Regions from separate parts of the Mus musculus genome. Here region 2 is linked to region 1. A link is a loop called in an ENCODE intact Hi-C map of the cell type or tissue named here. Cell type or tissue: gastrocnemius. All regions are shown on one strand. Each heading gives the region's core, and the rest is flanking DNA. Links, peaks and the distances in the headings are about the cores only.

Region 1 (8,328 bases), core at 247-8,246:
TAAGTCTACATGGCGGAGCTCGGGTTGTGTGCTGCTCTCCGCCTTTCCCAGTACCCTAGGCTGCTTTCCAACGCACCGCCCCCCAACCCAGAATGGCTGCCAAGACATCAGGAAACTTGCATCAGCAAGGAGGTCGGAACAACCTTAGCATCTCTCTAAATACCCTCAGTGTGATTGGCACAGAGAGAGGAGGAGCTACCTCCCCACACCACACACACACACACACACACACACACACACACACACACACACACACACACACTCCAACCAGCCAGAGTCAGTGCCAGTAGGCCAAGCTCATGTAGGAATCTTGGAGTCCTTCAGCAAGTGGATCTACAGGAAAAAAAAAAAAATGACAAGGCACAGCATAGGGACTGCAGGGTCTAGAGGTATCATGATAGCCCGGGAGACCAGAGGCCCACTGGCCAGAGAGCCGAGACAAGAAAGGAGGCCCCTCTCCAGCAGCTGTCTTGCTCTCCCAGATCATGAGTACTCCTGCAAACCTCAGCAGGTAGGACCTCCTTGGGTCTGGTTCCTTTAGCAGTGTCTCTGCTTGAATACACCTAGCAACAAGACACCCACTATCTCTAGAGACAGTCTTTCCATGGCTGGATGGAATATTTGCCATTCCCCACCCATTGAAGATGTGACAGTTCCCTGGGTGTGTGCACTGCCATTGATGCGATTTTTTTCTTCCCTGTCCCTTCAAATGTTAGTATTCACACATCCCAAGTCTCCCCAGGCTAAACATCCCGTTTCTCCTCATGGGCCATCTCAGGTCCCCTCTCAACCGAGAGTCTGTTCTAGTGCATCCTGACTCCCTAATATGTGCACTGTAGGCCAGGCTACCCATTAGCTCTTAAGCAAGACCAGTGCAGTATAACCTTGGCATCCCAGAACCCAAGAGCCTTCCTACCACAAAGCCTGAATGCCTAGGCAGTGCTCTGTGGCTTCTGAGGCCCCGTGGAGACTACCCGAGGCCACACTGCGAAGTACAGGGTCCCTTAGTATGTGTTCATCAGAGCAACAACCACTTCCGCCTATCTTTGCAAGTGAGCTGAGGCATCTATATGCACTGGAAGCAAGAGCCCAGAGTTTAAAATGCTCCAAACCAGAAGTAAAACATGGCACAATTCAGTCTCATGGGCACATGCCATCTTTAGACCTCATCATCCCCATTCCACAGATGTAGAAACACCAGGGCCCTGGGCAAGCCAAGGGGGTCTCACACTGGATTAGGTGGACCAGGACCCTGAACCACTAAGGGCAGGCTGGATCTGCTAGAGGCAGACTGGCTCTGCTGCCCAGGGACACATGGAAACCCTGCTCTTATGAACATAGTGGCCCAGGAGCAGGGATGCCAAGAGGGCTGGGTCTGGACATCTGAACTTAGAGCCAGGACCCCTAGGCCATGTCGGCAAATGAGGCCGCTGGGCGGGGCGGGGGTGGGGCGATGAGGCCGCTGTGGCGGGGGTGGGGGTGGGGGTGGGGGGGCGGCCTCGCAGGGGCAGTGGCAGGAAGGCACTCACAGGGCAGCGTCTCTGCACTGTTCTTCTGGATCATTATGCAGAGCTGTAGCACCAGTTGGGGGGCGCTCTCCAGAAAGGTCTCCAGGAGGCGCAGCATGTTGACATCTGCATATTCGTACATCATAGCCCAGTAGAAGCGCCGCTGGTGTTCCTTCTGCCGCTGGCTCTGAATCCCCAGGTACATGGTGCGGATATACCTGTGGGGAGACACGGGACAGAACACATGTGTGAGTAGGGCTTGGGGCGGGTATAGAAGGACCACAACCAGCCCCCTAACGCCCAAACTTCCTGTATTGGCATTCCCCCAACTTCCTTCAGAAGCCCCCAGGGTCTTGGATGGGATTTGGGCTCAAAAGGATAATGTGGTGAGGCATGAAGTTCCAGCCCTTGGAGGGAGCTGGCCCAATGAGGGACCCCAAACCAGTTCTTCCCATCCTGGCTTCCACTTATACATAGAGGAAATGAAAGCATTGCTCAAATGAGGCTCCAGGCCCATCAAATAAGCATTTCAGATGAGCTGGGGTACAGGATTAGGGTGGAGGTAGGAGACAGTCCAGTAGAGTTGGCACTTCAGTTACTCTAGAGAGGAAAGAGACTGGCTTGTGATGCTCTGAAGTGCCACTCATTGGCTGGCCATACCCACCTGGGGAGGGCGTAGCATGCTCCTGTAGGGACCAGTTGGGCCTCTGAAAGGCTACCTCTCTCTCCTGCATAGGCTCAGATGGCCAAATGAAGAGGAGAGTCGAGCACTGGCTCCAGGTCACTGGCCAACAAGGCCGAGATATACCTGATAGACATCAAGGAGACCTAGAGACTATCAGGGAGGCTATGTGCCAGGGCAGTCACAAATCTACTGATCCCTCTCTCTCAAGAAGACATCCAGACTCTGTGGGGAGCCACAAGAGCCCAAGGAAGCAGGTCTAGTTGGGGAGCCTAGGTTAGCAGGTCGGCACTGAGAACTGTGTGATGTGGATGTTGGCTCAGTGTACCAGGCCCTCCTCTGCAGTGAGGGGGCCTCACACAGTGGGTACTGAGCACACATGTGTAGAAGGCTCTCTTCCTGTGTGAGCCTCACTGCCACCAGAAATATGCGGAGCTGTGTCTCCAAGTGATGTAAGCAATAGTCCAGCTATGGGTGGGATCCAGGATGTAGGAAGGGGCCAGGATATAGGCAGACTTGTTTGGGTAGGGTCCTGTCCAAACACAAGGGTCAGAAGCACAACTCTGTAGGTCAGGATCAAGAATGGACCCATGCACACAGTGACACATATTCCTGAGCTGGAACTGTACAGACAGGGCACAGGGCTGACAACCCTCACAAGGCTCAGTGGCCCTCAGGCACTGCTCACTCGAGTCTGCTGGACAATCCTCTCGACCCTCTCCACAGCATTGACATCGGCCCCTCCTCACTGGCGCACGCTGCCCACTCCTGCCCCATGAGAACTCTTCCTCACAAGACAGCCAGTGTTCTTGGAAGGTTCTAAGGTACAGGCAGCTTCTCCCCTCTGAAGCCAGTTTCCCAGTGCTCAGAATAATCTCCCCAGCCCTCCTCGGGTGTCAGGGCCTCACCTCATCTCCAGTATCTCAACAGCAGTCCTGTTCTCCCAGACCCTCTTCCTCATCTGTCTTCCTTGCCTCCCCTTGGAGCACAGGAGCCCTGTGTGCGTGGAGACCAGCTGACGGCACCCTGATATATCTCCCTGCAGGGGTCAGTGCCTGTGGAAGAAGCAGGCTGGGAAGGCCTGTTCTCTGGGGCTGAGGACTCCAGGCAGGACCACATACTCACAACACCTTAACGGCAGGGGAGGACCCTGGGAGGAGCCACTGTCTTCCTAGTGGTGGGAGGGGATGAAGCAGCCAACTCTGAGTGATGCTTCAGGAAACAGAGCAGCTGCATGTCTGGCGGAGCAGTGGTAGCTGCGTATCTCATCAACCAGCAGTATTCCCTGGCTCAAACTCAGCCCGACTCAGATGCAGTGGCCCACAACAGAGAGGCCCGTGACGCCCCCCCCCCCCCTCGCTCAACTATGCTCAGAACACAGTTCTGCCTCTCGGCTCTCAGGAGTGGCCCACGTGCTGTATCCGCGAGTACCAGAGACAGTCTGGCCATCGCGGGTAACAATGCCAGCATCCGCTTCACTCCTTCTGTACCAAGGTGCAGAAAGAAACCCCCTCTGTCCAGGGAGGCGGGAGGAAAGCCAGAACCTGTCCCCTGGGTCAAGACGCCTAGGCTTGGATGTCACACCTTCTGGTAGTCAGCACCCCACGGCCTCTGCCCTGGGATGAGAGCAAAGAGAGTGGAGCTTGGGACTTCCAAACACTCACTGGGCAAATGTGGTCCTCCCTTCCCCAGCTCTAAATTTTTGAAACAGGGTCTCATATATCTCAGGCTGGTCTTGAACTTGCTACGTAGACAAAATAAGCTTGAACTTCTCATGCTCCGTTTCCTGAGTACTGTGGCTACTCTCTCTTCCATCTTTTAGTCTTGGTCTCCAGTTAGTAACAGAGGGATGTTTGTTTGCTGGCTTGTAATAAACTAGTTCTGGATACAGACATAGCCTAGCTCACTTGATAGACCAGGAGGCCAAGACAAGAGTCTAAACTGATTTGTCTCCATCATTCTGGGAAAGTGTGTGTGTGTGTGTGTGTGTGTGTGTGTGTGTGTGTGTGTGTAGGGGCCCCTAAATCTATACGACAGTGTTCTGAACCTGCCTTGTAAAGTGGCCCTCTCAGTACGGGGCCAGACACTTTCTCTAGTGTGCAGGGCCCTGATGGCTCTTGGAAGCATGGATCAGGCCATCGCCCAGAGCAGATGGGATGCCACATTCTTCACTGAGCTGCATAGATTTTACCTCCCTATCAGTCCCAGGAGGTTTAGGGAATGAGCCGGTGACAGGACGCCACATCTTTCCCCTGAGTCCTTGAGGCGTTCCAAGCCTTGGGATCAGAGATAGATCCCCCTTCAGCTTTTTGGACTGCCTATCTCCTGTGCAGGTGTCTTCCTCCCGTGACCACAAGGTGGCGCCAAACCCTAAGCGTCGCAAAAAGGAGGCGCCACACCGGTGATCTCATACCTTAGGGCCTGCTCCCTCCTATGCGGCAGTGCTGGATGCAGGGGCCACCTGCTAGCTGCAGTGCATGTTGGTCAATTTGTACCGGGGTTCCAACTGAAGGCATGGTGAGTGCCGAGTTCTCCCCTACTGAGAAAGCTGGACCAGGAAGGCAGCCCAGGAGAGAAGACGCCCACCGGGCTGTTCCTGGATTTACTATCTCCTCTTCTTATGTCACCTCCTGTCACCCTGTGTCTCCTCTAGGAGTACCAGATCTCACAACAATCAGTGTAAGAGCCAGGAGATTGCAGTTGCCTGAACACGGAAGGGCTGCGTGGCCGCTAAGCGGATCTCTTCCCTAGGCTCCACCCTCACCCCAACCCCTATCGTTATCCTCCCCTACCCTAGGTTTACACACAAGAGAAGGTTTGAACTCGTGCCAGTACTTTATGTCATTGTTTTCTCAAGTGTGGCTTCACGGTGTTCAAAGTATGGCACACACTTTACACATGGTAACCTGCATTTGAGTGTGCGGAAAGGTTCTGAGCAATCGTTTTGAGTTAGTGAGTGGAGAGCATGAAGTCACTTAATCCTCGCAACAAGGGGTCTGCAGCAACCCCTCACCTCACAGATTGCCAACTGGAGCTCTGAGGCAAAGGCGTGCTCCTCAGTTTACCCAGCTGCATAAATAACTGAGTGGAATACCACGCCACACCCGGGCAGTCTGGCTTTGGGTCCAGACCTGCACAGCTCTCAGGCAGACCATTTGTCTCTTTCTCTCGAGCACAGTCCACATTGTTCTGATCGTTACAATCTGCCTATCCTCTGAGGCCTGGTTTCCTATCTATAAGATGCCTGTTCTAGAGTAGGGCCCCAGGAGAAGCTAAGTAATGAATGCACACCATCTTGCCCCCCCCCACACACACACAAAGGGCCATGAAAGCCTGGATTGTAAAGTCTCTATGAAAACAAGGGAGTGCACCAGGTAGGTGGCTGCTGACTAGGTGTGCACCTCCCCCTGACTTTAGCTCCCATGGCTATGGGAATTGTCTTGATTGTTTATTAGTGTAGGCCACTATAGGTGGAAGTATTCCCTAGGCGGGTGGTGCCGGGCTGTATAAGAAGACCAGCTATCCAGGAGCCGCTAGCAGCATTCCTCCATGACTTCTGCTTCAAGTTTCTGCCTAAGTTCCTATCTTCACTTCCCTCAGTAATGGACTGTGACCTGGAAGTGTAAGCCAATAAACTTATTCCTCCCCGAAGTTGCTTTTGGTTAAAGTGCATAATCATAGCAATACAGATGAGACTAGTATACAAGTCAAATCCAATAATATATTATCTTATCTAGCCATATAATATACATACCATATATATTATATATATAGAGATATACATATATTATATATACATATACATCCATATATATATGGTACACCAAAGCCAGAGCCAGATGGAGTTTATCATAACATGGAAGGCTGGTTCCATTTTTCAAATTCAATGAATGCAAACTCTGTCATTAGCAAAACTCACGCAGCACATTAACCCAGGCAGAAAATGTCTTTGACAGAATCCAACAACTATTCATAATAAAAACACACAGCAAGCAAAACCTGGAGCAAAACTTCCAGAATCTTATGAAGATGCCGGACACTAATAAACCCACACCATAACACCACGCATAATGGTAAAGGCTGAATGTTTCTGTCGGAAGACCAGGGGCAAAGCCAATGGTGTCCACTCTCACCCTCATCCCACCTCATGATGGGAGGAGCAGCCGGGTCACCAGCGCAAGACGGTGAACTGTAAACAGAAGATACAAACAGATCGCAGAGGGAGTACACCCATCTCTAGCTGGCAGAGGCTTAGGCTGAAGATCTAACAGCTGGCACAGGCCCACGTGTAGGACGGACGTGGAAACACCTTAAGAACAAGGTGAACAGACAGAAATCAATACTGTTTCTGTAGCTAACTTATGGATAGCTGAAAATTCAAAATAGAAATTCCATTTATATACTCCAAAATGAAATGATTAGATATAAATCTAATAAGGTGTGCAAGATTTGTATAATGAAGGTAAAAGATGTTCAGAGAAACCAAAGACATACCCATACCACAGTCATGTGTATGACTTAGATGGTAACTGCCTCCACCCACATTGATCTGAAGGCTTAATGTAATTCTTTTTCTCAAGATTTATTATTTTTAATTGTGTGCATGTACGTGTGTGTGTGTGTGTGTGTGTGTGTGTGTGTGTGTGTGTGTGTGCGCACATGAGAGCAGGAGAGCAGGGTACTATGGAGGCCAGGAGGGCATCAGATCCCCTTGGAATAGGCAGTTGCAGGTGGCTCAGCTTCAGATTTAGTGTAGGCTTTTTCAAGAGCGCTTAGTACTCTTATATCATGCCATGTCTCCACACTAGATTTAACATAATTCTAAGAAAGATCCTAGCAACATTGTCTGTGTGTTTGTTTATGTTACAGGATATTTGAACATGTTTCTAGTTAAGGTGCGGTTCAGCCCTTGGCACACACCTTTAATCCCTCTGGTTGGAATACAGACACACCCTTAGTACACACCTTTCACCCCAAAGAAGGTGAAGTTAGTTTGTCAAAGGAAAATGACGTCTAATTGAGTGGCAGAAATAGTGACGAGTCAGAGAAAGATTTGACAGAATAGGAATCTGCCCAACTCTCGGGAGAGAGGAAAGGGACGGACTCGACCTACGGGAGAGACAGACAGGACAGGAGAAGAGAGAACCATGCAGGAATGCAGTAGAGTTCAGGAGAGCTCTACAGTAGGGTTGAGAGGGAGAGTGAAGCAGCAGAGAAAGGAGGCAGTGCTTCCAGCCCTGCCAGGGACAAGTCCACAGCCCCCTGCCTACAGCACAGGTCAGAGCTTGGGAACTCATAACTCCACGTCCAAGGACAGCAGAGGGCCCCGCAGGCAAGAAAACATTCGGAAGGTGCAAGTGAGGCTTACCACCAACACCCCATACAGCTCCACTCGCTCTTGAACAAAATGTTTGAACCTAACCCTAGAGACTGGCCTGGAAGATGACTCCACATGGCTTAGAGCAAGATTACTGTGGGATACTTTCGCACCTCTGGGGCCCCCTACCTGGAATAAATTGCTATGGACTATTAGGCCATCAAGAGGAACTGGCCCGACAACAGTCTCATCCTAGAAGGCTTGCCCTTTTGAACCAAACTAGCTCTGGAGGGGAGACCATCTTGCTATCTGTGTGGACAGTGGTGCAAACTGAGTGGTCTTAGCTAATGATGACTAGCCTGCACATTCACCTAGTAACTGCTTTGCTTGGAAGCCCACCTCTAGGAACCCATCTGGCTCATTCACAGAGAGGCTGGGACCCCAGCTTGGTCTTCAGCCTCCTCAAAGTACCCAGGGTCTCAAAGTTCTTCCTCTAGGAACTGTCTGTCTCTAGGACCCAGTGCTTGACCATCTCCTATCTCTGGAGACCAAGAAGCTCTTAGGATGCCATCTCTTCAGTGCCTGGGATTGGGGCTCCACCCTACCTACAGGTCATAGAGTTGGCCCACTATTGCCTGACCTTGGCTTTTTGCAGGACTTCAAAGGGCCAAGCAAGGGATTCCCAACTAGATGCAACCAAGGAAGACCCGGAACGTGTTTGTGAGTCCTAGTGAGTTTAACTTGCAGCTAGAGGCCTCAAGGAAGTGTGTGCTTCCATGTGCATCTTGCTAAAGGAGGGTCTGTCCTGGCAGGGACCAGGG
Region 2 (8,328 bases), core at 186-8,185, 410 kb after region 1:
TCTGGTACCAATGCCATAGAGAGGGCGGGGCTGGAGTGGTCACATGACCTTTGGGATAGAGGCTGGGAAATGATGCTGAGGGGATACTTCAGAGGCAAGTTGGATTCAGGATCAGCTACTGGCTCTTAGACTTGGGCCTACAGCCCTCTAAGGGCTGGCAATGGCTGCCTCCATGTAGCTGCTCCCCCACCCTCAATCTTTGTCTAGGCCTTAGTTCTGAAAGGAAGATGAGCCAGGCAATGAGGGTCGGCCTATTCCTAGAGTGGCTGTGGGTCTGGTGTCACTTCCTGAGAATCCCCTCTTCATTGCTGAGAGTATAGCCTCATGTGGCTTCCTCTCACTAACGCTCTTAGGACCTGGAAGATGGTTTCCCCCAGACCTCTACTTCAGTTGTGGACCCCAGTGGTAGCCATCTCTTCCTTGTTCTTTCCAGAGGAGCGTTTTGTGGTGGCTCTGTTTGACTATGCCGCTGTGAATGACAGGGACCTTCAGGTGCTGAAGGGTGAGAAGCTCCAGGTCTTGAGGAGGTAAATTTCTAGCATCCTGTCCCCAGTCATCAAGGACCTCCCCCCATTGTCTACTTCCCTAGTTCACCCACCCCATCCCTGGGGCACCCCTAAATGGCCTTCTCTCTTGCCATTTCCCTCTCCTGAGTTCCGGGGTTCTCTTAGGCATGGGTCATTGTCCTTCCCTCCAAGTCTTTCTGGTAAGGTGGTTTCCACGTCTGGCCTTCTGGCTGCTGTTAAAATCTAACGAGACACCTCCCTGGATCCCACATAGCCACTCCACTTTGGCTTACTCTCTGTGTTCTTTCTCAGAACACCCTCCAGTCTGCTTATGTTCTCCCTTCTTCCTTCCTCCACCCTTCAGGCCCACACCATGCAACACCAAGGTCTGACTTTATTCTTAAAGGTCTGCAGTGGGTTTGAATTGAACGTGTAAGTGAGTGCCCTGATCTTAGATTCTACACAGCTTTCCAGTTCCTCCCTTGTCAAGCCCCCTCCTGGGTTTGTTTTCTTAGCCAGGTCCAACTCATTCATAACTTTTGGACCTGCCCCATCCATTGAGACAGGGGCCACTTAGTAAAGGGCATGGTGATCAGGTTGTCAGGCTATACAAGCAAATCTACCCTTCCTCTGCACTATGACCCCTTCTGCCTGTCACATGGCCCAGTGGATGGGCCACTCCCACGGCACCTCCTTATCACCAGGCTGTCTGTCTGTCTCTCTCTGTGTTACTGTCTCTTACCAGATTGGGATCTGTTGTAGGGTGCTGAGAGCTGCTCAGTGTGTCTTGTGTGAGCCTCTGACATATTTCTGTCTCCCCTTCTTCCTCTAGCACTGGAGACTGGTGGTTGGCCAGGTCACTCGTCACAGGAAGAGAAGGTTATGTGCCCAGCAACTTTGTGGCCCCAGTAGAGACTCTGGAAGTAGAAAAGTAGGTGAATAGACTTCGTCAAGCCAGAGGCGGCAGGGCTGCTCTCACTGCTCTGGGTACGGCAGGGCCAGAAAGTGAGCTTAGTAGTGGCTGTTGGTGAGAGGCCAGGAATGGAAAGTTCTGGCTCTCTTCTAACACTCTGAATGATGCCAAGGGAGTCTGTCTTCCCTCTGAAAGAAGAGCTACTGATTCCTAGCTTCTCTAGATGAGACTGCCCACAGTGTCTGGTTCCCTCCAGAATCCATAGCAAAGCTCTATGTCCTGTGACCATTCCCCACCACTGCCAGAGACAGGCTCAGTCCTCGAGGCATCTTCAACTTTCTCATCACCAGCTCTCACACACCAGCAAGCTCCACCGGGGGCATTCCCCTACTCCTTCACATAGTGCAGAGACATGAGTATGCCCCACCTCATGGTGGTGACGTTACCTGCTTCCTTACCCTTCCCACGCACCATGGGTTTTCCCCCAGAAACATGTTGTATCAGTTATTTCTTTCATCACTATTTAAAATTTATATAGTTTAAGGAAGGCTTCATTTTGGATCACGGTTAGAGAGAGTACATGATAGCATGAAAGGAAAGATACACCCTGCTCACGATGTTCATGATGGTAGGAATGTACAGCCAGGCACCTCTCACAGATCAGTGGACCAGGAAGCAGCTTGAGCTTCACCAGGGCAGCTGAGCTGGCTTGTCACCTCCAGTGCCACTCCCATGGCTTCCAACTAGACCTCATATCTCGAAGGTTCCACAGCCTCCCACAAGAACACCACTAGCCAGGGACCACATCTTCAAACATATACAACCCTGCAAGGAGCATTTTATATCTGTCCACAGCATGTGTTGAAAAGCCCCATGCTAAAGAGAGGTGAATCGGAAGGAATCCAGGCCCAGAAAGTCCCTGGCAGTGACATCATTGGCTCAGACAGCAAGGAAACTGAAAACTCATGCCAGGAGAAGGGTGGTGGAGGATCAGGAGCTATCTCACAGACTAGCAGTGATGAAGGTTACCTAACTCATGTTCTTGCTTCATCACATTCATCCAAAATGTGAACCTAGAAGTTGATGGGATGAAGTGGGGTTGCAGGGACTGAGGGGCCATCTGACTGAACAGGATGTGAGGGACATCTCAGGATCGACTTAGGGGTATCACCAACTCTGAGGCTCACCCACTCTTGCTATTTTCCAGATGGTTCTTCAGGACCATCAGCCGGAAGGATGCTGAGAGGCAGTTGCTGGCTCCGATGAACAAGGCCGGCTCCTTTCTCATCAGAGAGAGTGAGAGCAATAAAGGTTGGTTCAGGAGCCTCGCTGGCCCCACTTGCCATGTGTGCACGGTCCTAGGAAGCCCTCAGTGAGGCCTTGATCTGGAGTGCCAGGGATACCTGTTCCATGGCTTCTGTCCCATGTCCCTGCCTGGGAGCTGCTTTGAGGCTGTCCACACCAGGTATTCTCCTGGTCCCAAGACTGACACTACTGGATAGCAGGGGTCGTGGAAACACCCAAATGCTACAGTGGCCACAAACTGGCCACAAACTAGTGAACTGAGGCAGATGGGGCTGAGAAAGGAAAGATACCAGATAGCCATCAGTCCCCCAGCACATTTTGGAATCAAAGAGTCAAGATTGGAGAATCTTTAAAAAGCATCTCAGTCAGCAAGTGGCAGGTCACAGGAAAGAGCAAGGGCTGTGGCAACCTCAAGGTGCGATGGACAGGAAGGCAGCCTCTTGGTGCACTTTTGCAAGTAGACTGTGAGAGACAGATTAGCAAGAAAGACACAAGAGGAAAAAGGTCTTAAGATGCGGACTGCTATGCCTGCAGAGCATCTGAAACAATGTGCAACAGTATCAAGGTCCTCATACAGAAAGGTGTGCAGGCCTGACCCCTCGTGGTGGAGAGTGGGACTGCTCCTCAAACACGTGTTCATAGGAAGGGTAGGGTGCCTCCTTCTCAGTGCCCCTAAGCCTACTGTAGCTAACTCTTCTCCTAATCTTCATGCAATGGCCCCATTTCACAACTAATTTGAAAATGGGAGATTCTGTGGCAGCCACAGGGCTGGACAGAGGCATTTTATAAAGGCTCAGGAAGAAGTTTCTTAGCGGGAAACTCTTCCTCTGTGCCTTGCCACCTGCTTCCTTGTCTATACAAAAATGTCAACACAAACTGTAAAGCACAGTGTGACTTTGGAAAGACCTCTGGTGAGCATCTTGCTTCCAGGAAGGACATTTGCACTGGAGGCCCTGAGTCTCCCAAATCCTGAGTCCCTCCAATCAAAGATATTTAAGCTCCAAGTCCGCTGGAGACCTCTCATTTCTGAGTATTCTAGGCATCCCCAAGAGAGGACCTATAGATAGCTGAGAAACGGTCCTGTCTGCTCCAGAGTTCCTGATTCCCTGGCAGTCTAGGGACTTGGAGGGAAGTCTGGGTCAGACAGCCAATAGGGAACAGGGTTAAGACAAAAGGAAGGGAATTTATGCTGAGATGGCTGAGGACTGAGTCCAGAATATGGGGAACCTTCTTCACATCTCACAAGTGCCAACTATGGTCCTGGGTTTGCATTACTGTGTCTCACTTTGCATGTATCTGTTAACCCTGTAGGTGCCTTTTCCCTGTCCGTGAAAGATATCACCACCCAGGGGGAGGTGGTCAAGCACTATAAGATCCGATCACTGGACAATGGAGGCTATTACATCTCCCCCCGGATCACCTTTCCCACCCTCCAGGCCCTGGTGCAGCACTATTCAAGTAAGAGGCATTGGGAATCCCTGGGGTCTCTACCACATGGCCCTAAACTGTATGAGTCAACTGGAGGGGGGGGGTTGTCCTCCAAACCAGACTTAAGGATTTGCCAACTTGCAGCTTAATGATTTCAAGATCAGAGGCCTAATGCTTGGGGTGGGGCTATTCGGAATGTCGCAAAGACCTACAGTCTCAGAGAGTGCAGATCCCAGACATCAAGTCCCGCCTGCCACCGCAGGAGTGAGGAGACAAGAGACACAGTTCTAGGACAGTGTGGTTCTTAAGGCACATCTGCTCTAGGGACCACCAGGACCCTCTTTTCTTCCCTGAAACAGAGAAAGGGGATGGTTTGTGTCAGAAGTTGACTCTGCCCTGTGTGAACCTGGCCCCGAAGAACCTTTGGGCCCAAGATGAATGGGAAATCCCCAGGCAGTCTCTCAAGTTGGTCCGGAAACTTGGGTCTGGGCAGTTTGGCGAAGTCTGGATGGGTGAGTTGTGGCATCCCCAATTCCCTCTCTCTCCTCTCTGCTCTGAGCCTGGCCATGGGAGGGAGGCAGTTCCATACAGGCACACACCCCTTTCCTGAGAGGCCTATGAGGCATAGAGGCAGAGCTATATATGTCTACACAGATGAGTTTATAAAGCCCAGATGCCAAGGGATTCACATCATTATCTTGTCTTCCCTGTAGTGGAAGGGACTGGAATCCAGCTCTCCCGATTTGTAAGCCAGTCCCTCTTCCATTCTCAGACAGATGTTGTCTTTGTGGCTGACTTCTGTGAACTTGACCATTTCACTAGGTCCTTTTAACTCCAGCTCTCCAGACACAAGCCATACATCAGATATTGGGAGTCAGGAGCCAGGAGCTCCAGGGTCTTTGCAAACAGAAGTCACATTTACTGGTGTGTGACTGTGGGGTCCTGACCCCAGTGGCCGTGCCATTCTGTCATAGCTGCTGCCTGCTGCTGCTTACTTAAAGCACCCAGATAGGGTGTAACATAAGGCCCTTTGTCTTGTTCTGCTCTGGTCCATGTCTCAAATTTCCATTCTGATGCCTCCTGGAACCTCACACCTTTATCCGGAGCTGCAGATCTGGTCCTCACCAAGGCTCAGCACCCATAGGAAGAGCAAGCCCCGGCCATTGTCTTACACACTTTAGTGGGTGTCATCCCACACCCCAGACTGCATGAACCCCAACACATCCTGAGGCTCTGTTGCGGGGTTCTCAGAGACAAACTGGCATCTTATACAAGATATGAACTCCCATCATGCCCGCAGGAACTGCACGTTCCAGCTTGAACCTTGGGTCCAGATAGAGTGAGGCTTGAATCTGTGGTCAAGGGCATTCTTCAACATCTGAATGGCTCCTTCACTCTCCCGCCCTTTCAGGTTATTACAAAAATAACATGAAGGTGGCCATCAAGACCCTGAAGGAGGGAACCATGTCACCGGAAGCTTTCCTGGGCGAGGCCAACGTGATGAAAACCCTGCAGCATGAGAGGCTGGTTCGTCTCTACGCTGTGGTCACCAGAGAGCCCATTTACATCGTCACTGAATACATGGCCAGAGGTGGGGTCCTCTCTCTCTCTATGGGACAGAGCTTACAGGGCAGAAACAAGAGTGGAGCATGCTGGCGGATTTGCCTGGCCCCAGGGGCTCCTATAGGGGATCTGTAAGCTTTGTTTTACGAGAGGGAGGACTGAGAAAGAAGGTAGAATGGATTTTAGAGAGCTGTGTTCTCAGCTCAGGGGAATCTCAGCCTTCCAGAGACCCCCCAGTTTTGCTTCTGAGTTGTATTTTCCACTCTTGGAGCAAGCCCTGTGTTTCTGGAACCTCATTTTTGCTTCTGGAATACACACATCATGCTTTGATCCCCAGTATGATTGGCAGAGCCTTGCAAACTAGGAAGAGCTGTAGACTGGGCATCCAAAGGTGGATCTAATAATCCCAGTTCCACCTCTTCCCAGTGACGGGAACTTTTGCAAACCTGTGAACATTTCACAGTGGGGGTTGATAAGGCGAATGGGCCTGGGCGGCCTCTGCAGTGCCTCCACAGGGAGCAGTTGGCCAGGCACCAGACCTGGCTCCGACCTAAGGGACCTCACCCTCCATGGCCCTGACATCACCTTTCCTCCTGTAGGTCCTCAATGTTACCATGCTAATTGTAATAGTTGTTACCAAGAGGGGCGGCATCACCGGCTATGCTGGTAACCTGCCTCCTGGCTGCAGTTTTCAAGAGCACCTCCCAGGCCGTGAGCTCTGTGGAAGAGCCACTTTCATTACTTGCCCCAGCTCTCTCTTCTGGTGTTTTCTTGTTAATGTTTGGTGGGGAGGGTGGGAGAGGGAGTCTGTCTAGGAGGGGAGTAGACTAAGGAAGACACCTGGGAACGTCATGCTGGAAAAGAACACTAGCCTTAGGCCCAGAGCTGGTCTATCCCAGCTCTGCTGACTCAGGAGACCCCAGATGTGCCCCTGAATTTATCTGAGAACTAACTTTTAAAAGTCTGGGAGCTAGTGTTTCCCTGAAGCCTGAGGCACCTCAGCTGTAGGCAGATCACCACCCCTACCTCCTCACATAGACACAGACCACGCAATCAGAGCCAGGCTCCATCCAGTCACTTTGCAGTTGCTGTCTTTCTTCTCCTAGGATGCTTGCTGGATTTTCTGAAGACCGATGAAGGTAGCAGGTTGTCCCTTCCAAGGCTGATTGACATGTCAGCCCAGGTTGGTGAGCTCTGAAGCAGAGCGGGAGCCTGAAGGGGGGGGGCGCCCCACTCTGTGCTTTGTGACTGTACTGAATTCCCTGGTAGGAGGCTGTGCTCAACTGTGAAGGGCAGAAAGCCTGAAGTAGCGACCTCTAAATATATAAACCCCTAGAGAACAGATGAGAGACTTTACTCACTGATGTCCTCTGCCCTGATAGCATGGTAGATGCTGAAGCTTCATCACCCACCCTTGACCCTTAGCCAGCAAGATGATGGTGATAAAAATCCCACCTCCTTTCCTCTAGAGACACATCCCTCCCACTCACCTCAATGAGAGGCTCCCTTGGCTGCAAGGGAGTCTGGGAAATGTAGTTCCAATTCTGGGCCGCCATGATGGAGTAGGGTAGTTCTATTTATTAGGAAGGTAGAGATGGCAGTGGATGTTGGAAAGCTGGAGAATAGGAAAGAATTCTGTTTTGAATGTAGGCAGGTATGCTTTGCTCTGACTTCCTTCTCCAATGCTCTCATCCTGTCCTAAGACCCCCTAAATCTTGGTATTGGCCTGGAACTGACCTCAGCCTGATGAGGCATGAGCCACACAGAATACAAGGCACAAAACTTTCTAGGACCACCTTCTACACACACACACACACACACACACACACACACACACACACACACACACACACACACATCACTGTCCTGGATTATTGGCCTTTGGTTCCCTCTGAATCCATCCATGTGTAGACCTCCCCAGCCTCTGCTAGAAGAGTGCAGAATTGAGATTGGGCAGTATCTTTATCCCCGGGGGGATTTTAGCTGAGGGTTCTAACTGGCAGGAAGACACATCTGGGGGCCCTGAGTATGACTGTTGAAACTGGAACTCTCAGCAAGAAAGCTGTGGTCTGTGGCCAGCCTGCGAGACACACTGTCAACACACAGAGAGCTATAAAGGGGAGCCTTCCCACCCACACTTTAACCCACTTGCCCACTTTAACTTCCGACCCTGTCCCACATTATCTGCAGCTGCTATCAGCCCAGGAACTGAGGTCACAGTGTCTTTTTCCACTGGGGTAGCAGAGATCTGTTGATGCAGCTGTTAGGATGGACACAGAAACTTAACCCTGGCGACTGGCTTTGAGTCAGGCATTGGATGGACAGAAGCTGGTCCGCCTCTGCAGCCACAAGAATGGTGGTCCTATACAGTGCAGACTGCCTTGGATTCTTCCTGTCTGCACATTTCCAACCAGAGTCCCAGGACCAGCCCTTGTCGGAGGCCACGTCTACCAAGACTTTTCTGGACAAGAGGGAGGGGTTGTTGGCTCTGCTCTTGAGCAGTTTGCTGCTCATCAATGGATGAACAAGCCTCATTAATGTCTTTGGGTACAAAGCACCAGGGAGAAGATCTAGAGAGAGTCCTGGCTCCCCTTTGGCTTTGTAGCATCTTTT

Evidence for each region. Hi-C counts contacts between places; a loop is a spot of excess contacts. Peaks named below come from ENCODE experiments on the same cell type or tissue, not always from the same donor. Only the 100,000 strongest peaks of a DNase experiment are listed, where the experiment ranks them.
Region 2: a loop joins it to region 1, with 2.3 times the contacts of the local background. A loop is called at or near these places in 9 of 42 quality-filtered maps.

The regions. Positions count from the first base shown.
Region 1 is chr14:63,791,605-63,799,932 of GRCm38, reverse strand. It overlaps Xkr6 (X-linked Kx blood group related 6), which reads right to left. Exons shown (of 3, transcript NM_173393.2): 2 at 1,530-1,726. Among named protein-coding and RNA genes, the nearest start is that of Gm41175, 30 kb to the left of the region's middle. In gastrocnemius, for the core only: no CTCF peak of the experiment used is centred there; a DNase peak (open chromatin) is centred at 4,561.
Region 2 is chr14:63,377,038-63,385,365 of GRCm38, reverse strand. It overlaps Blk (B lymphoid kinase), which reads left to right. Exons shown (of 13, transcript NM_007549.2): 4 at 434-527; 5 at 1,339-1,437; 6 at 2,627-2,730; 7 at 4,036-4,182; 8 at 4,512-4,664; 9 at 5,564-5,743; 10 at 6,822-6,898. Among named protein-coding and RNA genes, the nearest start is that of Gm46458, 10 kb to the right of the region's middle. In gastrocnemius, for the core only: a CTCF peak has its summit at 3,343; DNase peaks (open chromatin) are centred at 1,531 and 3,328.